Linked DNA regions of Homo sapiens: regions 1 and 2 are each linked to region 3. A link is an interaction called in ENCODE POLR2A ChIA-PET data of the cell type or tissue named here. Cell type or tissue: OCI-LY7. All regions are shown on one strand.

Region 1 (8,000 bases), 210 kb after region 3:
TCCTTAGGCGAAAAACCCCAACCAGACAGGATGTAGCCAACAGCATTTGAAAATGTTCAAAGTAGTTAACAATATTTTAAATTTAAGAGATTCTCCACAACAATTTGGAGTTTCAGTTTCTTCCCAAAATTGAAAGAACTGGCAACACAGGGCCAGCTCTGGTTGGATTTAAATAGAGCTGCTTCCTTCAGTGGTGGCACATGGTTCTCCCTCTAGTTTGCCGCAGACCCCACCCCTCCTTATCGTGCCCCAATATTGAAGCCAAGCATACCTTGCCATTTGTCACATTGCTCTCATTTTATTTGTACTATATTTGCCTTACACTCGACTATGTTTATTCATTAACATTCCCTGTGAAACCCCAGAGACCCTTGAGTGTGCACTGTGCAGACCAGACATTCTCCACACATGCAAAGCAGATGGCCACCTAAACAGGGCTCATCTCTTTAGCTCTGAAGAAGAGCCTGTGCTCTATCATTTGTTGCTGATAATTCATGCCCAAAGGAAAATAGGCAAGAAGAGTTCTTTTTTAATTAACCCAGAGTCTCCAAACATGACTTCCCGTTTGTCCTTTTTCTTGGCTACTGGCATTAGCACTTGCTATCATTATTGTTACCTGATCTCATTACCTCTCAGGCTCTTTACCTCCCATTGCAGCATTTGCCCTCAAGGTAAACCTGTTGCCCGCCCAAGAGATAATAATACTTATCAGGATCTTTTATAGTGTTCCTGGACCTTTTGGGATTGAACCACATTTTGCACACATAAAGCCCTCTATTATCACCACTATTGTCATTATTATTATTTGGGATTAGGCAGCCCTCTCAGAAGTCTTGCCAACCACAGGCAGATGAAACCCCAGAGCCTCACCTGGCCAGGCACAGTGACTGAGGCCGGACGCACCTGGCTGTAGGATGCTGGTTCAGCCTGCAAAGTCCTGGGCTCTTGCCAGAGAAGAAACCTGCCTTGAAACATTCACTCCTCCCTTTATGCAGGAAATAGAGAGAGTGCTGGAGGTGAGAAGGAGGCCTTTCCCAGGGAACTCAGTCTCCAGACCACGCTGGTGGATTATCATTGCTGCAGCAGTCCTCAAACCAGGCAGATACTTAAAGAGCCAGATTCTCTGTCTCTCTCAGAAGAGAGGGATGTACAATAGAGTTTGGAGTCAGAAGCTGAGTTCCCATCCCCACTGTCACTCTGTAACTCTGTGAGCCTCAAACAACTGATTGACTCTTCCAGTCTCTGGTTCCTCATTGGTAAAATGTGGATACATCCCAACTTCATGATAATACCATGGGACTTATATGTAAATAAATTTGAAATTATATATACAAGTATTTAGGTAAATATCAATTTATAGTGTCTGGTATATAGTAAACCCTCTATTAACTGATGAAGGAAGGGCCCCATCTCTATTCAAGCTTACTGCACCACCCAGAAGTTAACTGTTTCAGCAGTAGACCCGGAGTAAACAGACAAGATGCCCTCAGCAAGCAGAGGTGAATACAAACCTCTCTCACCAAGAGAATAATTCCCACTCAACAGCAGGCTGCCTGCCACCTGAATTCCTATTTCGTTTTTCTCCATCTCTCACTGACTACCAACCAAATGCCTTCCAAGGAAACATGAGCCTTTTCCTCTTTTTGATACACAACCTGTCCATCTGTGATACCCATTGGTCAAGTTTGCCCCAGCAAAGGGGTGGAGATATGGAGCATCAACACTGCTTTCTGATCCCTTCATTTTGCCCTTTTCTCTTCTAAATAAAAAAAAAAAAAAAGCAAGCAAACAAACAAAAATGAAACAAAATGCAAAGCAGCTTAAAACTTTCAACATTTCAAAACATTCAAAGGGGAATGTGTTGACCCAGAGATGAGCTGGGCATGAGAAGGGCAGGGATAGAAACAAGTCTCAGGAACACTGGAGCCAAGGAAGGAAATTCTGCCAGGACCCTCTCTCCATTACTTGTTTCTCCTTTCTGCACATCTGCTTCATTCCTTCTCACTACAGAGTGTCAGGAATCAGCTACAGCACTGCACAGCTTTGCAGTCATTAGAAAGTCAGTCATTAGAGAGACTGGCTTATACCCTTTTTGATACCAAATTTTAAAATCTGAGATAAAAGATTTGAGTGGCCAGCTTTGGTCAGGAGCCCATTCTTGGACCAATCAACTATGGCTGTGGTTACTGATGGTGTAGTTTGGTCAGGGACAAACCCCTAGACGAACAAATTGCTGGTTGGGATGATGAGCTCATGTCAGAAGATGGAAGCTGCTGTTGTAAGCTTGTGGTTGAAGTAAAGAGAAAGGAGGCCACGTATTATAGAATACATAATGGAACTAGATTATCTTTTTGCGAAACTTTCTAAGTTGCCAAACCATGAGCTTCTCAAGAATGGAAACTAAGCTAACGCATCTTTGTATTCTGGCCATGATAAGGACTCAGGAAATGTTTGTAGAACTGAATTGAAATGCATCTGACTAATTGTAAAGCTGTGTGTCCATCCTAGATGCTATGTGTCCAGAGAAAAACCAAAAGATCAGCTGCAGAAATGAAGATCCTACTTTGCCTGAGGGGAAATTTTCCACCAAACAGAATTGCCTAGAAATGTAAACAGAAGCATCAGGAAGCTAAGTACCCCCTTTTAATGGAGGCCTTCAAGACTAAGTAAATGATTGTCAGGGATGTTGAGGAGGATGTATATGCAGTCACCTAAATGCCCTTCTAAACATTTGATCTTATGATTCTGCAAACTTAGTCAAAGAAGAAAAATTCACCATGCCTAGACCAAGCTTCCCAGGACACCACAGAAAGGAGAAATAGCCACAGCAATACAGCCAAGGCTTCTGCTGGCCACATCTGAACATATGCTTTGATGTGATCCTAGTCTTTCTTCTTCCTAGTGATGCTGGTCGTGGAGATGAATTAAAAGGACTTCCTCACCTCCATCAATGTACCTGCCTGTTTATAGACGAAAATGTGCCCAGTTTAAAATGCCCTCGCTCTTGTTTTGTCCCAAGATATGAGACTTCATTTAACTGCATCTAGTGTACAATGAATAAATTGAAACTATATGCTATTTGGGCATTATTTCTAACCTGTTTTTCACCGAGAGCTCCCTGATAAGTTGGTATCTTTGATTTTTATTAGCATTTTCACTCTTATTTTCTCATACAAAATTGAGCACACTTGAGAGATTTCCTTAAAGGGGATTTTCCTGAATCACCAGCCACTATAATGTGATGACAGGACCAGCATCACCCCCATGACGCAAGCCTACGTGGGAAATCCTGGGCAAGTACAGGAAGGAAGGTCTCCTGGGATATCTTTTACCAGAAACTGGGGCATTGGTTCTCAGAGAAGAGCTGTGGTGGTATGCTAGAGCTAGGTCATATTAGCTTATGAAAGCCAATTATTCAATTTTCAGGAATTTTGTGAGCCCACTGTTAAACCATTGGTAGCTTGAAATCAGACTTGCAGTATTTATATTTTGGCAAGTGCTACGAATCAGGCTTTCCAACATACCACCTCCCCCAACCCTTCCCCTAGTTTAACGACATTAGTTAATCAACTCTGGTCACTGCCTCTTTGCCAAATGACAAAACTGACCCTGGCAACAATACTTAGCTAAAGCAGTCAATGCTTCTTACAGTTCCACCAGGCAACAGGGAATCTTGTTTTTCTGGCAGTATTAATAGAGTCATACCTAATTTTGTAGCACTTTATGGATATTGCAGTTTTTACAAATTGAAACTTTTTGACAACCTCGTGTTGAATAAGTCTGTCAGCACCATTTTTTCCAACAGCATCAGCTTACTTCATGTCTCTGTGTCACATTTTTGTAATTCTCACAGTATTTCAAACATTTTAATTATTATGATATCTGTTATTATGACTGTAATCAGTGGCCTTTGATGTTACTACTGTAATTGTTTTGGGATGCCATGAGCTGTGTCCACATAAGATGGCGAACTTAATCGATAAGTATTGTGTATGTTCTGACTGCTCCACCAATAGGCCGTTCCCCCCTCTCTCTCCCTCTCTTCAGGCCTCCCTATTCCCTGAGACACAAAATTGAAACTAACCCAGTTAATAACCCTACAATGGCCTCTAAATGTTCAAGTGAAAGGAAGAGTCACGTATCTCTCACTTTAAATTAAAAGCTAGAAATGATTAAGCTTAGTAAGGAAGACATAATGAAAGCCAAGACAGACCAAAAGCTAGGCTTTCTTGTGCCAAAGAGTTAGCCAAGTTGCAAAAGCAAACTAAAAGTTCTTGAAGGAAAATAAAAGTGCTACTCCAGTGAGTACACAACTGATAAGAAAGTGAATCAGCCTTATTACTGATCTAGAAAAAGTTTTAGTGGTCTGTATAGAAGATTAAACTAGCCACAACATTCCACAAGCCAAAGCCTAATCCAGAGCAAAGTCCTAAATAATAGAGTAGAATCTCTTAAATTTATGAAGGCAGAGAGAGGTCAGGAGACTGCAGAAGAAAAGGCAGAAGCTAACAGGATTGGCTCATGAAGTTTAGGAAAAGGCCATCTCCACAACAATAAAGTGCAAGGTAAAACAGCAAGTGCTGATGGAGAAGCTGTAGCAAGTTATCCAGAAGATCTAGCTAAAATCATTGATGAAGGTGGCTACACAAACAACAGATTTTTCAATGTAGATAAAACAGCCTTCTATTGGAAGAAGATGACATCTAGGACTTCCATAGCTAGACAGGAGAAGTTAAGGCCTGGCTTCAAAGCTTCAAAGGACAGACTGACTCTCTTGCTAGGGGCTACTGCAGCCAGTGACTTCAAGTTGAAGCCAATGCTGACTTATCATCATTCCAAAAATCCTAGGGCCCTTAAGAATTATGCTAAATCTACTCTGCCTATGCTCTGTAAATGGAACAACAAAGCCTAGATGACAGCACATCTATTTATAGCATGGTTTACTAAATATTTTAAGCTTCTATTGAGACCTATTGCTCAGAAAAAGATTCCTTTCAAAATAGTACTGCTTATTAACAACGCACCTGGCCAACCAAGAGCTCTAATGGAGATGTACAAGGATATTAATGTTGTTTTCATGCCAGATAACACAGTATCCATTCTGCAGCCCATAGATCAAGGAGAAACTTGACTTTCATGGCTCATCATTTAAGAAATACATTTCATAAGGCTGTACCTACCATAGATAGTGATTCCTCTGATAGATCTGGGTAAAGTACATTGAAAACCTACTGGGAATAATTCACCATTCTAGATGCCATTAGTAATATTCATGATTCATGGAAAGGTGTCAAAAGATCAACATTAATAGGGGTTTGGAAGAAGCTGATTCCAACCTTCATGAATGACTTTGAGGACTCAAGACTTCAGTGGAGGAAGTACAGATGTGATAGAAATAGCAAGATAAGTAGAATCAGCAGTGGAACCTGAAGATGTGACTGAATTGCTGCAATCTCATAATATTTTCACATATAAAGAATTGTGTCTATGGATGAGCAAAGAAAATAGTTTCTTGAGATGGAATCTACTCCTGGTGAAAATGCTACGAACATTGGTGAAATGACAACAAAGGATTTAGAATATTATATAAACGTAATTGATAAAGCAGCAGCAGGTTTTAAGAAGATTGACTCCAATTTTGAAAGCAGTTGTACTGTGGGTAAAATGCAAACAAACAGCATCGCATGCTATAGAGAAATATTTCCTGAAATGCAGAACATTTTATTATTGTCTTATTTTAAGAAATTGCCTCAGCCACCCCAACTTTAAGCAACCACCACCCTGCAATCAGTAGTCATCAACATCTAGGCAAGACCCTCCACTAGCAAAAAGATTACAACTTGCTGAAGGCTCAGATGATCATCAGGATTTTTTAGCAACAAAGTATTCTTAATTAAGTTATGTACATTTTTCAGACATGTTATTGCACACTTAGGCTGTAGTGTAGTGTTAACATCACTTTTATATATATACTGGGAAGCCAAAAATAAAAACGTGTGATTAGCTTTATTGTGATATTTGCTTTATTGCAGAGGTCTGGAACTGAACCTGCAGTATCTCTGAGGTATGCTTGTATTAACATTTATGTTGGGTCTCTTCTGCGGTTGATGTATTGATTCATTATAGTGGACATAAATATGTAGTGTTGTGTCCCGTTGTCTTGAACATATCCCCCCATATTTTTTCTAGGACTTGTATACTATCTTTCTCAATGGTGCTAAATGAGAAAGAGAACATGAGAAAAAATGCCACCTGTTTTTGGACTGTAAGTTTTCTTTACATATAAAGTACTCTACTAATGTCTAAGGTTTCCTAGATTTGTCAAAAACAAGTTTAAATGGAGCAGAGTGTTAGTGGAAGAAACATGAGAGGCTGATACATGAAGTTGGACAAGTTATTTAACTTATCTAAGCCTCAGTTACTCAATCTAAATGGAACTTTTAATTTTGGTTTAGTGAGTTATGTAAGAAGGGGGAAAATGTATGAAAAGTGCCATGTAGCATTCAACCAAATATTGATTGATTAGGGAAATCTGTCTTTGGGGGAAAGCCAAGTAAAAAGAACATGCCAGTAGTCTTGACTTAAAAATGTTTGGAGAATTAACCCTCTAAACCTGTGCTGACACTTCAGAGATGGGCAGTCAGGAGTTGAATGTTGGTTCAAACACTGGTTGAGGTGGAGCCAAGATGGCTGAATAGGAACAGCTCCAGTCTACAGCTCCCAGCGTGAGCGATGCAGAAGACGGGTGATTTCTGCATTTCCAACTGAGGTACCGGGTTCATCTCACTGGAGAGTGTCGGAAAGTGGGTGCACGATAGTGGGTGCAGTGTACTGAGCACGAGCCAAAGCAGGGCAAGGCATCGCCTCACCCAGGAAGGGCAAGGGTTCGGGGAATTCCCTTTCCTAGTCAAAGAAAGGGGTGACAGGCGGCACCTGGAAAATCGGGTCACTCCCACCCTAATACTGCGCTTTTCCAATGGTCTTAGCAAACGGCACACCAAGAGTTTATATCCCGTGCCTGGCTCAGAGGGTCCTACACCCACTAGCACAGCAGTCTGAGATCAAAGTGCAAGGCAGCAGCGAGGCTCGGCGAGGGGTGCCCGCCATTGCCAAGGCTTGAGTAGGTAAAGAAAGCGGCTGGGAAGCTCGAACTGGGTGGAGCCCACTGGAGCTCAAGGAGGTATGCCTGCCTCTGTAGACTCCACCTCTGGGGGCACGGCATAGCCAAACAAAAGGCAGCAGAATCCTCTGCAGACTTAAATGTGCCTGTCTGACAGCTTTGAAGAGAGTAGTGGTTCTCCCAGCATGCAGCTGGAGATCTGAGAATGGACAGACTGCCTCCTCAAGTGGGTCCCTGACCCCCGAGTAGCCTAACTGGGAGGCATCCCAAAGTAGGGGGAGACTGACACCTCACATGGCCGGGTACTCCTCTGAGGCAAAACTTCCAGAGGAACGATCAGGCAGCAACATTTGCTGCTCACCAATATCTGCTGTTTTGCAGCCTCTGCTGCTGATACCCAGGCAAACAGGGTCTGGAGTGGACCTCCAGCAAACTCCAACAGACCTGCAGCTGAGGGTCCTGTCTGTGAGAAGGAAAACTAACAAACAGAAAGGACATCCACACCAAAACCCCATCATACATCACCATCATCAAAGACCAAAGGCAGATAAAACCACAAAGATGGGGAAAAAACAGAGCAGAAAACCTGGAAACTCTAAAAATCAGAGCACCTCTCCTCCTCCAAAGGAACACAGCTTCTCACCAGCAATGGAACAAAGCTGGACAGAGAACGACTTTGACGAGTTGAGAAAAGAAAGCTTCAGACCATCAAACTACTCTGAGCTAAAGCAGGAAGTTCGAACCCATGGCAAAGAAGTTAAAAACTTTGAAAAAAAATTAGACTATTGGCTAACTAGAATAAACAATGCAGGGAAGTCCTTAAAGGACCTGATGGAGCTGAAAACCAAGGCATGAGAACTACGTGATGAATGCACAAGCC
Region 2 (8,000 bases), 280 kb after region 3:
TTTCCGATTGCCACAGCCCCAACCAGGTCAGCCAAGAGCAAAACTGAATATACCACCGAACACTGAATTGCAGGAGTGTCCATAAAAGCTTGTTGCATAGGGCAGTGAAGGAACAGCTTCCAATTCCAAAAAAAAAAAAAAAAAACCACAAAAAAACAAAAAAAAAAACTCTCTTAAAGGGGCAGCTTGCAGGAGAGCGGCACACATCCATTTTTGGGACATGCGTTCATTCATTCCCTCAGCTGCCAGTAGTCATTCACTCCAAATGGAGCTCAAGCATTTCCTGGGTACGTAGGCCACAGTCTGAGCATGTCAAAGCTTTTCTTTGTCCCTGGAGCTGTTAGCTACGTTCCGAGTTTCTATGCACCACACACTTAGTTGAAGCTGTGTGGGGGTGAGACAAAAAAAGAAGTCCACAGATGTATAGTTAGCTTTTATGTCCTGTAGGGATACCCTTGAAACATGTTTAAAAATGTCAGTCAAGACATCTGGTCAGCTGTCCTAATCCATATTGGGGTTTTTAGGCTACTGTTATGCCCCAATATGCTTTGAACATTGCCAATATGCTTTCTCTGCAGAAGCAGCAGTATGTCCCCTTTGGTTTCTCAGTTCATCCCCACCATTGGTGTTTATAGTGTCACGTACCGAGCAAAATGAAAAACCACATACTGTATCTCGTGTGTCTGGCTAATGAAACGGGTCGGACAAACCTTGTGCAATCAGGGACCGGGGCCGATTGGCTTAGGTCGGGTCCATCTTGCAGACTGCAAAAGAATCAGCTGTCGCCAGTGCCATGCGGCAGATGGACAGTTTGCATCGATTTCCAGGCAGGCGCCAAACCCTTTAGAAGCTTTGGCAGCCCAAGCACCATCAGGCAGCAGACTTTGATGTCCTGCAGATGGCTGCGGCAGCCATCTTGCCTTTGCATCCTGAGAGGCCCAAGTCTTACTTTCAGGCAGCGTTCACTCTGGCCTAGTCCGGTGGTCAGCCAGAGAGATGCGGCCCTGATCTAAGAGGCACTTGCCGCTAGCCAGAACCTTCCACCAGCTTCTACTTCTACGTGGATAGCAGCTAAAATGTTCTTTCTTTAAAAGAAAAAAAAAAAGAAAGAAAAAAGAAAAACACCACACACACACACACACACACACACACACACACACACACACACACACACACCTGGTCTGATTCCTCCTGACTCAGATTTCTGGAGGTAAATATGCCCTCCCAAGTTACTACTAGTCCAACCCCTAGACGGTAATTGTTTTTCTTCCCTGGTAAGTGAAAGCTTGTCAAAACCTTTCACCACATAGACTTCTGCGTAGATGACAGGGGCACCCAGATGTCCGTTTAAACCCAAACAAAATCACAAAGAGAAAGAGAGGAAGCAAAACTATGGGTTGTTTCCTTCTTCCCCCAAATTTCCTGAGGTAAGTAGTGCCTGTTTTCTCCTTCCCCGGTCACAAGTTTAGCCCCCAGACAGTCTTAGGCTCCCTTTTACCCTGGCATTGCCACCCAAAGTGGCAGCAATCGGCTAATTTCAGAATAATCAGAATTGCAAATTGGAAGGTTTTAAATTTGGTGTCCATTTTAAGACCCCCTCAGAGGTCTGCTTCATCTGGGTCTGACTTCTCCTAAGCCCTAAAGCAGAACAAAGCATTGTCTTCATGGTGGTCAGACTAATCTTGTGCCATGAATAGCCCAGAGTAATCTGTGGAAAAGCTGAGCCTGGAGGTCTTCCAAACAGAGCCCTCGCACATTTGGTAGAAGCAGTTAGGAATTCTGACTGGCACTATTAGTGAGAAGTCATGTCACTGCACCGTAGAAGCAAGAGTGGGTCTCTCTTGCCCATAAGCTCAACACAGAAATTTCTACTTCCCTCCACCCCCTTGGTAGAGCAGGGCAGGCAGAAAGAAGTTTAGAGCAAATGGCTGAAAAAAATTAAAAACAAATTCAGTGAAAATAAATTCAATAATGTGTGATTTCCAGCCACTCAAAAGTAATAGAAATATTTGGTAAAAATATATAGATATAAATTACCAATTAATGCAAACTGGTTAAAGCCAGTAAATGGAAAAAAATAAAAAGTTAATTAGAGCTTTTTGAAGCTTTGTTATATATACATCATTTGCAGGTGCTACAAAAGTGAAAAATAACCATTATAATTACTAGTATTCAAAGATTCATATTTTTCCCATGTAATTTATTTAGGATTATCAGTTTCCTTGTAGTTATACAAAAGGCCTGTCAAGGTGTTTCCCACGTGTTTGGCTCGTGTGTGTTCCAAAAACAAGCCAAAATGCTGTTGTATTTCACCCAGTACAGGGAAGCTACTCTGAGGGAAAAAAAAATGGGCCAAGTTTTACCTGGATCTCTATCTTGGTTAAATTATCTTACATATGATTTAATTTTTTTTCTTGTTCTTTCTGTCTTTATCTTTCTCTCTTTCTTTGTTAAAATACATCTGTGTTTGTTGACTGCCCCAGATTATATCTAAGTGAGGAGTGGGTGTACTAGCACCTGGTATAGTATATGTAGCTTAACAATACGTATCATTACATTATTTACAGCTCATTTTATGTTATTCAATAGTAAACTGCAAATTAACCCTTCAAAAACCAGTCAAAGAAAATGCTCCGTTAGGCTATCCAGTGAAAGCTTTTGTTCCCCAGCAGAATTGTTAAGAATACATCTATAACTGTATTCATAAACACAGAAGTGTGTTCATTACAGCAGGGATGCCCACCAGAGCCAGCTAATTCCTCTCTCAGGAAATCTGTTTCATAATGATATTCCTTACTACACCACACTTGTACTTATGCTGATAGCACAGGTTATAAAAGGGACTTAGGACGGGAGTCAATTAATGTACTGGCTCTTTAACCTCCTTTATTAGAGTACATTAGGCACCAAAGGGACTCAATGTTATGCTGCTGGCAATAGAAACACCCAAGCGATAACATTTCATGCCGTCTCAGCCCTGTCTTCAGTTCACAGGCATACACATCATGATCTGACCTCATTAGGCACTGATTCAGCTGCAGGTGAATACAGAGGGCAAGACTGGTAGAAGTGGGTGCCAAGAAAGTATCTTTCTTGCACCTGGGAAAAGAAACGGCCATCACCAAAGCTGACCTCAGGGTCCATGGTAATTTTCACCCTGACTCTCTGATAAGCTGGATCTTCTAGATCAAGTTCTACTAACTTTTGCCTACATTTGGGAGAACTGAAGCTCAGAGAGGCAAAACAACTAGCCTAAAAGTCGCTCAGCTTGTTAGGAGCAGAACTGAAACTGGAGAATTCAGAGTTCCTGATTCCTAGAAGGGAGCTCCCACTCCATCTGCTGATGCTTTTTCAATACGAAAAGCAATCATTAATAAGCAATTACTAAAGACTCAACTCAGGGAAGGGAAAGTAATAGAAGTATAAATATAAATAAGTTTTAAAAGATAGGATTTTAAACTGGATTGTGGGAAAGAAAATACAAGTTTCTAATATTTGGTTTCTCTTTTTCTCCTCTAATTTGTATTAATAGGGAAATCAATGTATGTGTTGGACCAAAATTGAATGCATTTTTAATAATGTGGAGTTTTCTAAAAGAAGGAGTCAGTAAAATTTGAGGTGAGAAAGAATCCTATGTTACTACACTACCCAAATACTACTGCTAACCTTTAAAGAACCCAACAATGTCTCGTTGCTGAATTAATCAGTCTCAAGATTATCAGCAATTTAGCTACATTTTGTTGGTAATTAGCTTGATAAATTAAGATCTGCAATAGAAAACATGACATCTTATTGTTCCCAAGGTTTTATGGTATTTTTCTAAAAACAGCAGCTTTCTTTTAAAACATTCATTTCTATTGCAAGGAGACAAACAGCAAAAAACCCAAAGTTTACCGAGTCTGGCTCCAGACAACAACAGTCTGCCCCAGATCCACTGGGCAAAATATCAAAGATTAGCCATTCATAATGCAAACTTCAAACGTGTGGTTTAAAATAATGTTCAAATCTTAGGACTGTGGGCAGTGGCTTCTAGACAGTAAGAAACTATGAGTTCAATTCCTTAATATTCTCTTTTCTTTTCTACAGTCATGGAACAATGAGCTGGTGAAGAAATATTTTGAAAAATGGTGGAACACGGAGAGATGTTTTCATGTTTATCTGAATGGCTCTCTGTGTATTAAGAGTGCAAAAATGGCAAATTAGAAGCTGGGCTCTTTTTCATCAAAACTGTCCACAAACAAGATGATTTCTTGGGGCTAATTTCCATTCAGGGATAGTGAGAGTTATTTTAAACGACCAAAGCCATTTCAGAAGGGTAAGAGCATGTCAACATGTCCACAGGGTCAGAACTGCTCGCTCTTAAAGACTTGAAACGCACCAGAAGCGCTGGTGATACAATTCTCTCCCTTTCACAATGAATGGAAATGAGAAAAGGTATCTTCCTCCGAAACATGCTAAAAATATAGCAATTACCCGATACAGATGTGGTGTTATAAACTCCTATTCCAAAGCATTCTGTTTCAGCCATGATTTCCATTGCAGAAAACTGTGCTAATAGAAACATCCCTATTAATCTGAATTTGAGATATTTCATACAATGTATATTACCTTTCTGCTGCCTGCAACCTTCTGCCAGGTTTTTTTTTTCTTTTTAGGAGGTGCTTTGAGGGGACCATACCATGAGAACAATACACAGCTGCTGCTGTATACAGATATCTAATTGTCAATATTGTGGAAATTCTACAGCTTATTACGTGCATTCAGTCTAATTCTGGGCAAATTGCCAGTCACTTCAGGGACAATCAAGTGAGCCACATTACACGTGGTACAGCATCACAGCTTTAAGATACCCGGCTGTTTTGCCTCTGGCCAGAGAATGTTTGTACCAGTGCTACCGAGTGAAGGGGGGTAACTACAAATAAAATAAAATTTGTATTTTTTCAAGTGGGCTGCATTTCAAGCCCAGATGTTAGTAATGAAAGATTCAATTTAAGGATTTAAATTACAAATAAATAAAGTATGAAACAGATGTGATTTTTAAGGAAGTTCAAATTATCCAGGAAGAAAAATATCTCTGTGCATGACAAAGTAATAGGGATTGTCTTGAAGAATCTGTTGAAAACAATCTGCTAAGCGCAATTCACCCTTAGGACAGGATTGGTTTGGAATGGGAAGGACTGGTGGAGCTTGTCATTAAACAAAAATTGTGTTTAATAAAACTTTATAACCGTGATTAATCCTATGAGGCCCTAAAGGAGTTTGCAGTTTCTGATAAACACATTTTCCTTGTTTGCAATGGTAATGATATTTTGAAGTGAATGGAATAAGAACAAAAAACTCTAAGGGTAGAAAAAGGAGTGTTTGGCAGGTACCACCAAGGCAGAAATTACAGGGACATGTAAGAAACAAGGGCCACCCATTAGGAAACTGCTTTGATGTGTGTGTGACACATATACCTAAAGATGGGTGTAAATATTACTGAGAAACAAAGCTATTGAGCAGGCAGTAATGGAGCACATCTTCATTTATACAGACAAGCTAAGGCTTTTTTAAATTCTAAGTTGATCATTAGGTTTGCCCATCAAAAGGATGACAGTGATGTAAGACACAAGGTCTCATATTTGGAGACTATTCTATAAAACCAAAATCAGAAAGGACCATCCAGAGCTTCTCTGTCTAGTACAGTAGCCACTAGTCATATGTGGCAATTTATATTTAAATTTTTATTAATTAAAATTAAATAAAATGCAATATTCCACTTTCTATCATGTTAGCTACATTTTAAGTACTTAACAGCCACGTGTGACTAGTGGCTACCATATTGGATAGCACAGATAAAGAAGAGTTCCATCACTGCAGAAAATTCTACTGGACAGTGTTGCTTTGGAGCAATGGGGGAAGATTAGATTTGGACGTTAATTTGGAATTAAGGGTTCAATTCTTAGTTCTCTTTTTTTCTAGCCTTGGGGAATTGTGCCATTTGGTTGTCCTTCATGATCCTGAATCTCAAGCACACCTGTGTGTGTAGACACACACCTACATACCCTGATACTCAAACAAGGCTGACGAAGATAGTGATTATAATAAACTGCATGAGCCCCAAGGAAAAACCAAGCCACAAGCCCAGCTCTGCTGACCTGATCTCTCACCGCCTGTCAGTCATCTCCAACAAGTGACTGAGGACAAACACCACCAGAATCTCATTCTCGATGTATACGCATCTTAAGAGTGCTGTAGCACGGACAACCAAACTTTTGGTAATCAAAAGGCTACAAAACTAAAGGATTTTATGGGGAATGTGGAGGTGGAGACTGCAAACTGCAAAACAATAGGGCTTTAATGAGAACACCAGTTCAGGGGAAAAAAGCGTTAATCCTTTGACATATAAGCTCTAACAATTGCGTAGTGTGTGGTGGTAGGGAGAATCTTATCTCCTGGGCATCTCCCCTAGTGACAAGTTAGCATCCTCAGAGTGCCAGCTCGCACACAAACCCACCCTGGAAGAACAGCACAGCTTCTTTGTGCACGGGGCATCCTCCCTGTGCCACATGAACTTTTTCTGACTCCTTGGAACTGCCAGCAGCCATTTCACTTGGATTCTGGCTGTGACAAAAGCAGCACTGACTTTCTGGCATCAGATGGAAAATGTAATTTTACAAAAAATTGAAAGTTGAAACCTTTCAGAAGTCAAGATCCTTCAATATGTGCCAGAGTAATTTTTGAAAGACTTTTATAAGGTCTTCAAAGTCCAAGAGCACTTTCAAAATGTTTACGTTTTTCTCTTATAGTAAAATAGATGCCTTTCCATCATCTCTCACACAGACTTCACCTCATTCTCTGTTTGTTGAAGGATTTTTGTTTCACGAGTCACACATATTTCTCTATCAAATATATTAAAGTAATCTCAGTACTGAAAGAATCCTACGATATTGGAGCTAAATGGGACTCTAGAGACGGTCTAGCCCAGGGTCCACAAACAACCAGGGCGTTCATGAAAGGGCTGCAGCAAACACATGAATTTTCTATAGTATATAAAATTGTGTATGGAAATTTTTGTGAGAAGACGATCCATAGCTATTATGAAATCATCAAAGACCAAAGAAACATAAGAACCATTGATCCAGCCTATTATAAATAAGAAAACTGAGGCTTAGAGAAATGAAGCGACCTTCTGAAAAGTCATACCAACTACTTTGTAACTCACATCAGACTAAGAAGTCTTGTCTAGATTCATAATCCACTGCAATTTCCACTAAAACAATTGCCTATTATTTCTTCTTGCCTACAGGTAATCCACATGCCAAACTGAATTTAAAATTCCTGGATTTATTGTAAGACAGAAAAGCCAAAAAAAAAATCACAAACGAGAATTTTGGATTTCAAGGAAATGTTCGATTGTAGGTGTGTTGTGTTCTGTGTTACTACCACACTATCTCAATTAGTTACCTACATTGAGGGAAATTTGGGGAATTCAATGTTGCTTAGGAAAACTTAGCTTTTTGCCCTTCTCCAAATTTTAGAACTATTTTAGAAAGATTACCCACCACTAATTATTTCCTAGAGATGTAATATGTTTTTTAAAAATAAATTCATTTACCGAGTTCTGCTATATACATTAAATTTTGGATGTAGATAAGCACGTGGATTATCAGGAAATGCATGTGTGTTAAGATTACTTGCTTACCAGAAATGTTTAAGAGGTTAAGGGGAAAAAGTATTTGTTTTTTAATTGAAGTTTTTAAGACATTTAATGTGCATTTATTTCTTCTGCACCATGCTGATTAAGGGTTCAGGTTCAAAACAGATGAATGTGGACTTAATCTTGGCCCCACCCCTTACAATCACACAAGCCCTGTGACTTTGCACAAATTACTTAATTTCTCCAAACCTCATCTTTCTCATCTGTGCAGTGGAGATAAAAATAAGAGTGACATCATAGAATTGTTTTAAAACAATAAGTTCAAGGGCTTTGCAAAGTGTATGGCACAGAGAAAGGGCTC
Region 3 (8,000 bases):
AGAAACCAATGTGTAGACTAGATACCACAAGTCTGTATGAGAAAACACTCTCCTTCCTTCATCTCCTCCCTCCTTTTCCTTCCTTCCTCGCTCCTTTCTTCCTCTTTCCTTTCCGTCCTCTCTTTCATCCTCCTTCCTTCCTTCTTTTTTTTCTATTACTTTTTAAGAAAATAGAAGAAATCTTGATGATCCTGAGTGGGTCATACAAGAAAGCAAGTCATGACTAACCACTTACTATAATCCTTGCTAGAAAATCAGAAAGGGAAATGAGCAAAATTTAGAAGTTAAACATTTATTAAGTTAAAAACTGAAACTGAATTTCTCATTGTTTCCTAGGGACGACAATGTCTTGTTTGCAAGGGGGAGCTTGTTGCCCATGCCTTACTAAATTGTTCTTCCTAATCAGCTTCACAGCGTTTGAGGTGATCCTTAAATGTTTGCGCAGACCATCGTTTATATATATGTCAAACAGATTGCATTTGTAACATTTAATGCCCACAATAACAATAATAAAACATGCTGGCATGTGCTCTATGTGTAAACACTTTCTTCTGAAGATAGAGCCAGTGAAATGTTTTAGGAACTTTGACATTTATAGCTGTATTTATAATCTTTTTTGGATCATTTCCTCACAGAGTCACATGTTTGTATATTTTAAATTCTCTGGAGAAATAAAAATGTTTAAACACAATATAATGATGTGATATGCATTTTATGAGCCCTTACTCACCATCTAAGCACGAGCAAAGAGAGTTGTATAGTGAACCCTGGGAAGGGTTTCTATATAAATGTCGAATTTTCTAGACATATGTGACAATGCCAGAGATTAGAAAGAGAAGGAGGTATGTATTCAACTCAGGTAGAGATTTTTTTTTCTTTTTTCTTTTTTTTTTTTCTGCTTAAAACCATACTATTCTAAAAGTAGGAAACTAGACATTACGTATTTGGGAATATACACTGTGGAGAGTCCTCTGGGCGTCACATGCACTTTTTTCCTACTTTCTACAAGGGTAAAGGAAGCCCAGGAGTTTTATTGTCATGCTAAACTGACACATCATAGGAATTTACCTACTGTTGATTTCTTGAAATTTCTCAGCCTGTGGCACAGCAGCACAAGGTGTATTCATTATGGTCATACACCTTACATCATATGGTTAATGATTATTCAAACAAACAAATTACAATCCCTTTATTTTTAGCTAGAGCAACGAAGTTATGTATAAAAAAACATTTAATTTGGTAATGCCAAGTATCTTACATGTGCTAATTTATTAAATACTCACAAATCGAAATAGTAAGTGACCAAAATGGTATTCAAGCCAGGGTATATCTCACACTGAAAGCTGTGAGGTGTACCACTTTTGAATGAAAGTGTATGGTGATTTAAAAACATATTTTCAAATTATTTGGCATTCCTAACAAGAGGTGAGGTGTATTTGTATTCCCCTTGAATCCAGACCAACCTTAGTGATTGGTTGACCAATAGAGTATGGTGGAAGTGACTCTGTTGGCTTTAGAGGTTAAGCCATTGGTAGAAAGTCATTCAACTTCTATCCCATTCATTTTGGACATTCATTTTTGGGGCCCTAAACTGTTTTGCGAGAAGCATGAAACTGCCATGTTGTGAGGAAGCTCCAACCACAGTTGGGGATGAGTTCTTATGTAACTTTATGTAAAGTTTTAAAAAATATTACCGTTATATTTTTAAATTTCAGGAAACACTTCACTGCTTTTTAAATGTGTATGGAATTTTCTTTTAGTGAAGCACATGTGTTAGACATCTAGATTTCCTTTTCTTTTTGGTCCACTCATTGATTCTCATTTTCTGACCAATATCACATTCTACTAGTTATTATAGATTATAATTTGTTTTCATGTTTGGCAGGATAAGTTCTCCCTCACTGTTCTTTTCCAGAAATATCTTGGCTTTTCTTTTCTTTTCCAAAGTTTGCAGATGTGTTGTTGAGTTTCTCTAGAATTGTAAATTAAGATTTCATTGAGTTATTGATAATTTAAAAGGAAGTAATACCTTTAAAATCTAGGAACATGGTCTTCTCTTCATTTATTCAGGGTTTCCATAAGTTTTATAACATTTTTTTTCATCTAAGTCTTGCTCCTCTTATTTCATCCCTAAAAATTTAATTATTTTGTTAAAATTGCGAGACAATTATTTAATTTTGTTAAGTTATTTCTAGGACATGAATCTTGGAGTTGGTCTCTATTTTTCTATCTTAGTCTTCTTGGGCTGCTGTAACAAAATACTACAGACTGGCTGGCTTAAACAATAAACATTTATTTCTTACAGTTCTGGAGGCTGGAAGTCTGAGATCAGGGTGCCAGAATGGTCTGATTCTGGTGAGGGCCCACTTCCTGGCTTGTAAACAGCCACCTTCTTGCTGTTTCCTCACATGACAGAAAGAGAAAGGAAGCAATCTCTCCCTTGTCTCTAGTGAGGGTACCAGTGTCATCATGAGGGCTCTACTCTCATGTCCTACTCACTTCCCTAAGGCCTCCATCTTCATATACCATCCAATTGGGGATTAAGATTTTAACATATGAATTTGGGAGGGAGGGACACAAACATTCACTGCTTAGCATTATCTGTTCTCACTTCAGCCTCTTCTATTTTCTGAGTATAAGATGGTATCATCTGTGAATAATTACTATGTTGTCTCTTAGTTCCCTCAAATTTACAGTTCTTATTTTTCTTTATTGTTATGTTGATTGAGACTTCCAGTAAAGTTTTAATAAGTTGAGGTGATATTAAGCACATTTTCCCTGCTCCTGAATCTAGTATTTCATTACTAAGTATAATACTTGCTGTTGTTTTCTAATAAAAAAAACTTTAACAAGATAAAAGGGTTCATTCTGTTTCTAGCTTTCTTAGAGTGATAAAAAGGGGATATTGAATTTTATGAAATACTTTTTCGGCTCAATTAAGATATGTTGTAGATTTTTTCCTTTAATCTGTTAATGTAGCAAAATAAATTAAAAGATTACATCATATTTGTTCAGTCAACACATATTTATTGAGCACCTATTATATGCCAAGAGCTATGATAAATGCAAGGAATAAAAATGAGAATAAGCTGAACAAGTTCTCTGCTCTGAGGCTGATTAATCTTTGCATTCTTAGGATAAACTCTATTTGCTCTAGATATATTACTTTTTTCATATGCTGCTGGACTTGATTTGATATTGTTTAGCTTCAGATTTTTGCATGTATGTTCATTAGTGGGATAAGATTATGTTGTTCAAAGCCCCATTCAAAACTGACAGCCTTACAATTTCTCAGCAAACAAATAGATCAAAGTATAGTGTTTCTCCCCATTGATTCAGATCTTCTTTTAAAACCATGGCATTTTGTAATTTTCTTCCTGTAGATCTTAAACATTTCTTATTAAATATAGTCTTAGATAATTTATTTATTTTATTATGAGTGGAATGTTTAAATTAAATCTTCTAGTTAATTATTGCTTGCATATATATAGAACCAATTGATTTTTGTACACTTGGCTTATGATTTGTTGCCTAGATAAAATCTCTCATTAAGGCTATTAGTTTTTTAATTGCTTTCTTCCTGTTTTTGAGATTTCTGTATAGATAATCACAATGTCAGTAAAAAAAAAAACATTTGTCCTCCTCCTCTTCAAAACTATACTTTTTTTTTTCTTTTGCCTGATCTTATTTCCTGGCTAATAAATTACAGAACAATGTTGAATAACATTCATCACAAGGAACTTTCTTGTATTTTTTTTATTTTATCTTTTAAAGTGACTATTTCTAGAGTCTTATTTTTAGATATCATGTATTGAGATAAATAAGCTGGATCAACTTGAGAAAGAAGACTTCATTCTTATCCTCGTACTAGTTATCAGCTGTTCTACTAGAAATGGATGTTGCAATTTTTTCAACTTAATTTTCGGTATACATTTGGATGTTCAATCCGTTTCTCTCCCATGACATATTCATGTGAAAATTATAATAATAAATCAATAATATTTAATTATCTCTTCATTTTTGAAACAAAATCTTCTGGGAGTTTCTTTGCATTATTTCATAAACAGCTAGATAAATTTCATATTACATTTCTGATTTTGATGTTCATAGTTCTGAAAGTATCTTATCTCTTCCCCTTTTGTATTAGTTTTATCGGTTTTGCTTTTTTTTTTTTTTTTTTTTTGAGACAAGAGTCTCGCTCTGTCGCCCAGACTGGAGTGCAGTGGTGCGATCCCGGCTCACTGAAACCTCCACCCCTCAGTTCAAGCGATTCTCGTGCCTCAGCCTCTCGAGTAGCTGGGACTACAGGTGCCTGCAATCATGCCTGGCTAATTTTTGTGTTTTTAGTAGAGACAGGGTTTCACCATGTTGGCCAGGCTGGTCTGGAACTCCTGACCGCAGGTGATCCACCTGCCAAGGCCTCCCAAAGTGCTGGAAATTACAGACATAAGCCACCTCGCCCAGCCAGTTTTATCAATTTTTGATGTTAGGGTTTTGCCAGTAATTGAATTAGAACTTTGTCCCCACATATTTTAATGCCCAGAAAGAGTTGATAAAGTCAGAAAATTATTTGTTGTTTAAAATTGAAATACTTTTTCTTTAAATGACCTGCACAGGTTAACTTTTACAATATTTTTCAATTTCTTCTTGAGAATGTTTTCTGCTCCTTCATCAGTTAATAATCATATTTGATATAAATGAGAACGATTCATTATATAAATATTTTCAAATGTTTTTATATCTGAGATGACCTCTCCTTTCATATGCAATTTTTGTCTCTTCTCATTACTTCCTCGATTAAGATAAATGGAGTTTTCTACGTTTTATTCTTTTTGTTCTATTTATTGTTTGCGTTTTTTAAAGAACCAATTAAAGATTTATTTATTCTATTCATTTTTCTCCACTAAATTTCTGCTTTCATTTGTAACAATTTCTTCTCCTTTTTCTCCTTTGTTACAAAACAAAGTACGTTTTGTAAATTTTTGCTTGCTTATAGCTTTTACTAAACACCATAGGTTTGATTCGATAATGTTTTTATTATTGGAATTTTTACTTACTTTTCTGAGTTACTCTTTCTTAGGTATCTTTCGTAGAGAACTATTGTTGATTGGGACCTAATCTTTGCCATTTAATATAATAAAATCATTACATTTATTATAAATTACATGTTTGTGCTTACTCAAATACATTTGTGCATATTCATGTATTATTGTGTTTCAGTTTCTTGGCTATTTCCTTTGATATTTATCCTTAATTATCATACATGTTTTCTTTTCCCCTTTCTCTCTTCTAATGTAAAGGCATCATACTTCGAAGTCTGCTAAATCTTACTTTTAAAAAATAAACAACACTGTCTGTCCACATCACAGGGAATCATTGTCTACCACTTTCCTCCAATGTACCATGAAGATATTCTCATGCTATTCCTTCCTACTACCTCTCTTCCACTGCTGGGAATATAGAACCAACTTCTTATCTCTTCAAGATTATTATCTACATTCTATATCTTAACATTCAAGAATCATTGATCAGGTTTGCAAACTCTGTTGAACTACATTATATTTACAACAATTTAGACTTTATCCCATATTAAAATAATTCAATGCTTACTGCCGGTCCTTTCATAGCACACCTTCCTTGTCCATCAGGTTTTTTTTTTTTTTTTTACTGGACTCATTTCATGGTTGTCTGAAAAAACTTTTTTTTCATGAACAGAACTTGATTGATTTTCTTTCTAACACTTTGTTTCACAGAATTTTTTTTTGCTGATTTCAAATGTGAGTAACAACATGCCCAGATACAGTGTTCTTAGATCTTATTTTTTGCCCCAAATTGGGCCTCTGTAGAGATTGTTATATTAATTCCTGGCCTTGATTTTTCTTCCTTTTTTGCTAACTTGTTTGTTATTTTTGGTTGTTTTATTTTGTTTTGTTTACGTTCCAGTGTATTTTTTTGGAATTCAAATTCTGGACTTCTATAGAAATTGGTCTCTTTATATTAATTTTACCTAATTCACATCAAACCCATTTGATCTGAATACTGACTTGCTTCTTAAGTTTGCGAATGTTGTTATTTTCTATACACTCCAGAACCATTGCTAGTTTTCTATTTGTTCAGATGTCTTCTTTAGGGATAGTGGTTGTCTTCATGTCGAATTTCTACTATTTGCCCACAAATTCTAGTGTTTCCTTTCTCAGTGTTTTCACCTCTTTTACATATTCCTTTAGTTCTGAAGGACTATGCCTCAAATTTGTCCTTTCTATTACTTGATTATGTTTTGCTAATTATTTTATTAATTCTAATGTACTTTTAATTTTCATATTTCATATTTAGTTTTATAACATTGTCCTCATTTTATCTTCCTCTATATTCCAGTTTCTCAACCAATTTTCTTCTCACTTCAGTCTGTTTTCTTGTCTCATTTTTCATCTCTTGCTTCATGGGGTCCTTGAATGTTATTTAGATCACAAAGCATATGCTGTTTAAAATTTATTCCCATTTCCTGTAGTAAATCTTTTTCAAAGTGTGCTCTTCCTCTGCCTCTTGAGTGCTATATTTTCATTTCTTAAAGTTGCAAAAATTTTCACATGCCTCATAATGAGGTTTTATTTGCTTGTTTATTCATCCTTGAATGATGACTATTTTATCTGGCCTGTTATTTTTCTGCAAAATACAGTGAATAGATTTCTCCTGAATCCCATCATATTTTACATGTTTTTTTCTAATCCTCTCTTAGATTTTATGCTATATAATGTTTTGCCCATTCAGAGATTAAACATTCTGTTGGAAGATTTATTCAGACTTTACACGAGCTGAGGTCATGTTTCTCTCTGTGTATGGCACAGCCATTGTGCCAGGGGCTGGATCTGACATGGCTTGGCCATGTTTTTTTGCTACCACAAAACAGGTTGAAAAAGAGCCTTTGACCTTTGTGGAGAATTCCCTACTCTGTAATCCAGCCACAAACCATATGGTGCACCCATAAAGGCCTGGCCTCAACTTGTGGCTACCCTCAAGTTCAGTAGGACCTTCAAGCAGAAGGAGCCACAGTGTCTGTTTTGTGCTTATTTTTCACCTTCTGCTGCATTAGACCTTACTGACCACTGCCTTCATAAACTTTTCTCCTACCTTAATTTCCGTGACTCCACTCTCCACTTTCTATCTCCTTGCTCTATTCCCCCATCTACTTTCTGTTTTTATATTTTCCATTCACCCAAACGTTAGCTCAAAGGTCCCAGCATTCCTTTTTTTGGCCTTTGTTTTTGTTTTTTAATCATAAAACAATCTCTTCGATGTCTAGAGCTTCAACTGACATCTGAATCTGATTGCTTTCAAATCTACGTCCAGAGTCTGGCCCTTTCCCTTATGCTACACTTCTAGCTGAGATAGAGCAGCCATGTGAAGATATTCCATGGGCACCTCAAAGGTTTTCACTTTCCTCCATTGCTTTGTATTCCTGATTAGAGATGCTAGTAACCCCATCCTCAAAATCTTCCAGCCCTCCCTGCTTTTCCTCAAGTCCTGCATTCAACCAGTCACCAAATTCTGCGTTTTCTATCATTTTGTCATTTTTTTTTAATTTTTTTAATTTACATGTAAATATAATCATTTTACTTCCTTCCTAGAACCCTATCATCTTCAGGACAAAGTCCATGTATCTTATGATTCCTATTGAACTTCCCAAAATGTCCAGAATGCCCACACATTATCTCTCTCCCTCCCTTTGCACATGCTGTTCCTTATTCTGGAATTTATCCTTCTCCCTTGCAACACTGTCTTCTTGGGAAATTCCCAGTCATTCATCAAGACTCATCCCAAACATAATTTCCATTTTGAATTTTGATCTTACCTTCCAGAAACGCTAATACTGTCCAGTTTGTCATTTCTCTATGCTCCCACAGCACCAGGTATACACACTTCTATGTCAGCAGTCAGCATATGGATTTATAGTGGGTTTGTTCACTTTTCAATCTCCCATATGAAGCCATAAGCTCTTTGAA

What was found. Peaks named below come from ENCODE experiments on the same cell type or tissue, not always from the same donor. Only the 100,000 strongest peaks of a DNase experiment are listed, where the experiment ranks them.
Region 1: POLR2A ChIA-PET joins it to region 3 with 5 read pairs; 2 of 35 experiments call an interaction of 5 or more read pairs at or near these places.
Region 2: POLR2A ChIA-PET joins it to region 3 with 6 read pairs; 2 of 35 experiments call an interaction of 5 or more read pairs at or near these places.

The regions. Positions count from the first base shown.
Region 1 is chr3:18,004,491-18,012,490 of GRCh38, reverse strand. The region is part of intron 1 of BALR6 (B-cell acute lymphoblastic leukemia associated long RNA 6); the gene reads right to left. Among named protein-coding and RNA genes, the nearest start is that of BALR6, 46 kb to the right of the region's middle. In OCI-LY7, no CTCF peak of the experiment used is centred here; no DNase peak of the experiment used is centred here.
Region 2 is chr3:17,932,224-17,940,223 of GRCh38, reverse strand. No RefSeq gene overlaps it. Among named protein-coding and RNA genes, the nearest start is that of BALR6, 26 kb to the left of the region's middle. In OCI-LY7, no CTCF peak of the experiment used is centred here; no DNase peak of the experiment used is centred here.
Region 3 is chr3:18,210,254-18,218,253 of GRCh38, reverse strand. The region is part of intron 4 of BALR6 (B-cell acute lymphoblastic leukemia associated long RNA 6); the gene reads right to left. Among named protein-coding and RNA genes, the nearest start is that of SATB1, 210 kb to the left of the region's middle. In OCI-LY7, no CTCF peak of the experiment used is centred here; DNase peaks (open chromatin) are centred at 2,403 and 4,283; H3K4me3 peaks cover 744 bases; H3K27ac peaks cover 2,548 bases.